Regions from separate parts of the Homo sapiens genome. Here region 2 is linked to region 1. A link is a contact called in ENCODE Hi-C data. All regions are on one chromosome and are shown on one strand. Each heading gives the region's core, a stretch centred on a gene start or an enhancer-like site at or near the end of the contact. The rest is flanking DNA. Distances are from core to core; before and after follow the strand shown.

What was found. A loop is a pair of places that touch in the nucleus more often than their neighbours do. Pooled maps may share reads with other maps.
Region 2: a map with no recorded cell type shows a loop between it and region 1 (10-fold over the local background). The contact joins the promoter of SLC9D1 here to the promoter of MYO16-AS1 in region 1. A Hi-C loop is called at or near these places in 3 of 37 single-sample maps with no recorded cell type and 3 of 50 pooled maps.

Annotation. Positions count from the first base shown.
Region 1 is chr13:109,165,960-109,168,847 of GRCh38, forward strand. MYO16-AS1 (MYO16 antisense RNA 1) reads right to left here and starts at 1,344. Exons shown (of 3, transcript NR_047700.1): 1 at 1,060-1,344; 2 at 677-751. All of the region lies in intron 33 of MYO16 (myosin XVI), which reads left to right.
Region 2 is chr13:113,489,568-113,492,534 of GRCh38, forward strand. It overlaps SLC9D1 (solute carrier family 9 member D1), which reads left to right and starts at 1,454. Exons shown (of 13, transcript NM_017905.6): 1 at 1,454-1,706. DCUN1D2 (defective in cullin neddylation 1 domain containing 2) reads right to left here and starts at 1,144. Exons shown (of 7, transcript NM_001014283.2): 1 at 1,100-1,144. The coding sequence starts at 1,102. RefSeq lists an enhancer at 315-614 and a silencer at 845-1,764.

The sequences.
Region 1 (2,888 bases), core at 94-2,593:
ACAGGTACCTGGGAGAAACACGTGTACATTTTCCCCAAAGGGCAGTAATAGCATCCTAGGCTTCAAAACATTCATAGAAACCATTTTTCAAATGCAAAGTCCAACACAGTTAGAAATAACCAGGCATAGGAGCACACAAAATAAGATAAAAAATTAAAAGCAGAGACGGCAGCCAATTGCAATATGTCCACAGGGATTCAAAAGGTTGGAATTCAAAGACACATGCCTTAAAATAAGTATGTTTACTCAGCCCCCCACGAAATAAAACAACGAGAATTTCAGCAGAAATAGGAAACTATAAGGAAATCGTCAAATGGAAATTCTGAAATTGGAAAATGCAGTAATAAAATTGAGTACAACAGAGGATAAAGTTAAATTTAATTAGATATAGTTGTTTAAAAACAAAACAAATAAAAAATAACTGGAGAAGTGGAAGATAACTCAGAAAATCCCCAGAATGAAACAGATTGAAGCAAAAGGGAAGAATGGAAACTCCAGACAATGGTTTAGAGATATAAAGGGCAATGAGGAGGATGATTGAAGTCTTAGGGAAAGAAGAGGGAGCGCATGAGCAGAAGAAAGACTTGGTGAGAAATGTTAGAGCATCTCCCAATGCTGACGAAAGAGCACCAGGAAACAGATTTAAGTTGGCAGATTTTTATAACATTCAACATACATTCTTCACGGGATCCAGCAATCTGACTCCTCAGTATCTTCCCAAGAGAAATGACAGCAGTGTCCACACAAACACCTGTATGCAAATGCATATGGTGACATTATTCATAATCACATAAAACTGGAAATAAATTCAGTGTCTTTCAACTGATGACTGGCTTGTATTAGTGATCCATCACTGTGCAAAATATTACTCCCAAAACTTGGAGGCTTATATAAGAAATGGTTATTATTTCATAGTTTCTGTGGGCCAGGAAGCTGTGTGTGGCTTAGCAGGGTGCCTTTGGTTTAAGGTCCCCCATGAGACAGCAATCAAGCTGTCAGCCAAGACCACAGTCATCTTGAGACTTGAGTGAAGGCTGATCCATTTTCAAGGTCACTCACGTGGCTATTGGCAGGCCACAGAAGGTTCACATCCAAGTCAACTCACATGGGCAGCCTCCCAGCACAGCAGCTCTCCCCACATCCCTGAGCAAGCAATCCAAGAGAGAGCACCCCAGATGGAGGCTGCAGTCTTCACATAACCCAGTCTTGAAAATGACACCCCAGCACTCTGTCACGTTTGATTGAGTCACTAAATCCAGGCCACACTCAATGGGTGGGGAGTCCGTGAGTGCCTGGAGGTGGGCTCACCAGCATCTCACAGGCTGAACTAGCACATGGATGAAGCCTGCAATAAATAAGAGTGATCAACTATAATGAGCATCATAAAAAAAAGGGATGGCTAAAGCATTGTGTTGAGGTTAAAAAAAAAAAATCAAAAGACTAAGTGTGATCCTGCTTATGTAACATTTGGGGAAAAGCAAAGCTGGAGACAGAAAACAGCTGAGTGGTTGCTGGAGGCTGGGCGTAATGGCAGGAGATGAAGTTCAGAAGGACATGTGGTGTTATAGACAACCTGGAGTGCTCATGTCTGCAGATGCACAGATGTGTATGTCTAAAAAAGGTGAATCTCACTGTCTCTAAATTACACCATAATCAATCCAACGTTTGTAAAAATGAAACAGAAACCTTTGCAAAGCCTAAGTAGGATACATAAAACTTTCCTAGGTGTATCATAGTAAAACACCTATAAAATAAAGACCGAGAATTAATTTTAAAAGCAGTTAGAGGTAAAAATATGTACTATCTTCGAAAAGTAGCAACTGAAGTCCAAAGACAATGAAATAACATAGTTAACATGCTCAAATAAAATAACTGCCCCCCAAAAATTCCTGTAATAATGAAAGGGAGTTAAGGATATTTTTAGGAAAAAAAATAAAAATGAAAGGAATTAAACACTGACAGACTCAGAATGCTTAGAGATAAAGGAAAGAATAAAGAATAACTAAAAAGGCAGTAAAATTTGGAGGGGTAAAATAATATTTAATATTATACACTGATAAACCTACCTTGCCAGTTGTAACCTCAAAGGTAACCCCTGAAAGAATATTAGTGGGGTAGATAATATCCAAACTAGTAAAGAGAGAAAAATAAAATCATAAAAAGTCAACTCAAAAGATGCAAAAAGGGGATAAAATAGGAAAAATAGGGCAAGGAGAAAGTTCTGAGACAGTAGATATGAAAACACATGTGAAAATAAACTTTATTTAATTATAATAAACTTTAAAAGGCTTATTTAATGTAAACTTATATGAAAAATGATTAGCAGAATATTTTAAAAACTAAGTTTTCTGAAAACAGTAAAACATAAGGATTCTGAAAGAGTAAATGTAAAGGGATAGAAAAGAAAAAGATACAATGTGCAAATATTAAAAAGCAGCAAAAACAGTGCTCATATATTTGAACGTCAAAAATTACATCTCTAGGCCAGGCGCGGTGGCTCACGCCTGCAATCCCAGCACTTTGGGAGGCCGAGGCAGGCAGATCACCTGAGGTCAGGAGTTCGAGACCAGCCTGGCCAACATGGTGAAACCCCCATCTCTACTAAAAATACAAAAATCAGCTGGGCTTGGTGGTATATGCCTTTAATCCCGGCGACTCGGAAAGCTGAGGTAGGAGAATTGCTTGAACCCAGGAGGCGGAGTTTGCAGTGAGCCCTGATCGCGCCACTGCACTCCAGCCTGGGTGACAGAGCCAGACTTTGTCTAAAAAAATAAGATAAAATAAAATCTCTAAGTAATCAATGTATTCAAGAAGAAATCACAAAATAAATTAAAAAGCAAAATATTTTAACTAATGACAATGCAAATATGACAACAGAACTTTTAGGA
Region 2 (2,967 bases), core at 204-2,703, 4.3 Mb after region 1:
CTTCTCCCATCCTGAAGCTTGTCCTCACCCTCCACTCCCCTCTACACGTTACCGTGTCCCTTCTCCGGTGGCTCTCTGTGCCTTAGCCAGGACAATCTTTCAGCTCCTATACGTCATCATCGCCTACCACTAAGGGTCTGTGCATTCTGTTTCTTCTGCCTGGAGCCGCACACGGCTGGCTGCCCCGGAACCTCACTTTTTCTCTGGCTAATTTCCAGAGAAATTCTCCACAGTTCAACTCACACCCTCAGCATCTGACACCACTCCCACAGCCGCATCCTACAAGTTCCTGGAACCCGTGCCTTAGCCTTTGTCCCAACTGTGGTCAAACAATTGTGCATCTGGTGCCTGTCTCCCCTGCTGGGGCATCAACTCCCTCAACGCCAAGATCATGCCTGGCCCAGCACCAGTCACACCCAGCAGCACCTTGCTGGCCTCTGAACCGATGTGGACTGAATAAATCCCATCCATCACCATTTCCACCACATTTCAAAGTAACTGATGTGCACCTCCAGCAGCCTCCCTCCTGCGCTGCGGAACTCTACCAGCTCCACAGATGCACACCTACAGCCACGCTACAGCTCCCGGCTAGAGCCCGCGCTAGGGCCCCGCTGTGCCTCTCCCTCCCCTCCCGGCAGCAGGGCCTCCCCCGCGAATCTGAGCTTCTCGCGGATTCCTTCCTTGCGCTGTTTTGGTCAACAGCCTCAGCATCTGCACAGACGCCCGCAGGAGCAGCCGAGCCCTCGCCCGCCTCGACTGCCCGTTTCGAAGCCGCCCTGGGAAGCCCCCGGCCTGGGTTCCCGCTCGGCCCCGGCCCCTGCCCCAAGGCCCCTACAGTTCCTCCCGGCCCCCGCCCTCCGCTCACTCCCGGTCGTCCCTCGCGGCTCCGGGTCAAACCCGCGCTCCCCGCGGTCCCGCGCCTCCGACGCCACCGCTCCGGCTCGCGGGCCCGCGGCGCGTTCCTCCCTCGGATCCACGCGGAACGCCCCGCGCAGCTCGCTGGGCTCGGCCTCCCACATCCAGCGCGCCGCCTGCGCCGACCTTGGGGCCCGACCCCGACCCCGACCCCGACGGGCAGAGGCGACGCCGGGCCACCTACCATCTCCCCCGCGCCGCCCGCTTCTGGCCGGCCCCGGCCTTCTGCGCAGGCGCGGCGGCGGCTCCGCCCTCGTCCTCGGACGGCCGCGGCCCTCGGCTCCGGGGCAGTGCCGGGAGCCGGCCGCGGGGACTCCCACTCCCGGCATGCTCAGCGCCGCCCGGGGGCCCACGGGAGCTCGCGCCCCACAGCCCCTGCGCGTCCAGCCCTCTGCGAGGGCCTTGGCTCGCCCCTGCGGGGTCCAACGCCAGCCTGCGGCTGCCAGGCCCCACGCCGGCCAGGAAGTGCTCGCCGCCCGCGGCCGACGGGACCCGCCCACGCCCCGCCTCTTAAAGGGGGCAGTGACTGCGGCTGGGCGGGAGTCCGGGTCGGCTTGGCTGAGCGGGGGCGGTGCTGGGCAGGGCGGCGGCCGCTCCCTCCCGGACTCCCGGCCTCCCGGCCTCCCTGGTCCCGCCTGGGAAGGGATGCAAGGAAGCCCTCCGGCGCTGCGCTCCGAGGCGGGAGACAGCGTCCCCCTCCGCCCCTCGGGTCCTGGCGCCTCAGAGCCCGGCCCAGGCCGCGGAACGGTGATGCTCGGGCCGGACGGGCGGGCGCGGATCCCTGCGTCCCGGTGAGCACCAGGCCCGTCCATCCGGGGCTCTTTCCCGGGGTCCCCTTCCTTCCCTCCCTCCCTGGGGCTCCCCTCCCCTCTCTCCCTCCCCGGGGCTCACCTTCCCTTCTTCCCTTCCCAAGGGTCCCCTTCCTTCCTTCCCTCCCTCCCTGGGGCTCCCCTCTCTCCCTCCCCGGGGCTCCCATTCCCTTCTTCCCTTCCCAGGGGTCCCCTTCCTTCCTTCCCTCCCTCCCTGGGGCTCCCCTCCTCTCTCTCCCTCCCTGGGGCTCACCTCCCCTCTCTCTCTCCTCGGGGCTCCCCTTTTCTTGCAGGTATTGTCTCCCGGGGTCGGGTGGTCTGTGTGGCCTGGGGTCCCGCTCCTCCAGGCCTTGCCTAGGCGCTCTTCGCTGAGGCCCACGTTCTAACCTGGAATGGAACCTGCGTTCCCACCCTGGCCGCCCGGGTGGACTCGGGGCCTCCAGGGCCGGCCGCAGAGATGCAGCCCTGTCCCTGGCCCCCCTCCTGTGACTCCTAACGGCTCCTCACGGTGTCCATGACCCAGGGTGTGGACGCCTGCGCGGGGGAAGCAAGACCGCTGCGTATCGGGTCCCTATTCACTGCCTGTTTTTCTGATTATTCTGTCTTCCAAATTTATCTTATTTACCGGCTTTTTCAAAAGGAGTGTCTTAATGATTGGATTACTTGTGAAATATTTGTAGTTTTTTTCTCCTACAGGCTTGACTTAAATATTCTAAAGCTTTTTTGTGGTTGTTGAGACAGAGTTTTGCTGTCGCCCAGGCTGGAGTGCAGTGGCTGGTCAAGGCTCAAGCGATTCTCCCGCCTCAGCCTCCCCAGGAGCTGGGGCCACAGGGAGCATCACGCCCGGCTAATTATTTCATTTTTAATAGAGACAGGGTCTTGCTGTGTTGCCCAGGATGATCTCCAACTCCTGACCTCAAGCAGTTCGCCCACCTCAGCCTCCCAGAGCGCTGGGAATACAGATAATTGTGTCGTAATACAGCAGTGGCATTAACCACCGCACCTGGTCTTAGGTAGAATTTGAAAACCTTTTTATTTTGAGATGGTTGTAGATCACATGAAGTTGTAAGGAGTAATACAGAGAAATCCTACAGAGTGCCTTTGCCCTGTTTTCTCCAATGGTAGCACCTTGCAAAACCATAGTATATGTGGGGAATTTTCTTTGATCAAATCCCCTGACCTGTTGAGATTGCACCAACTATACATGCACTAGTGAGTGTGAATCTACACCTGTGTGTCTTCT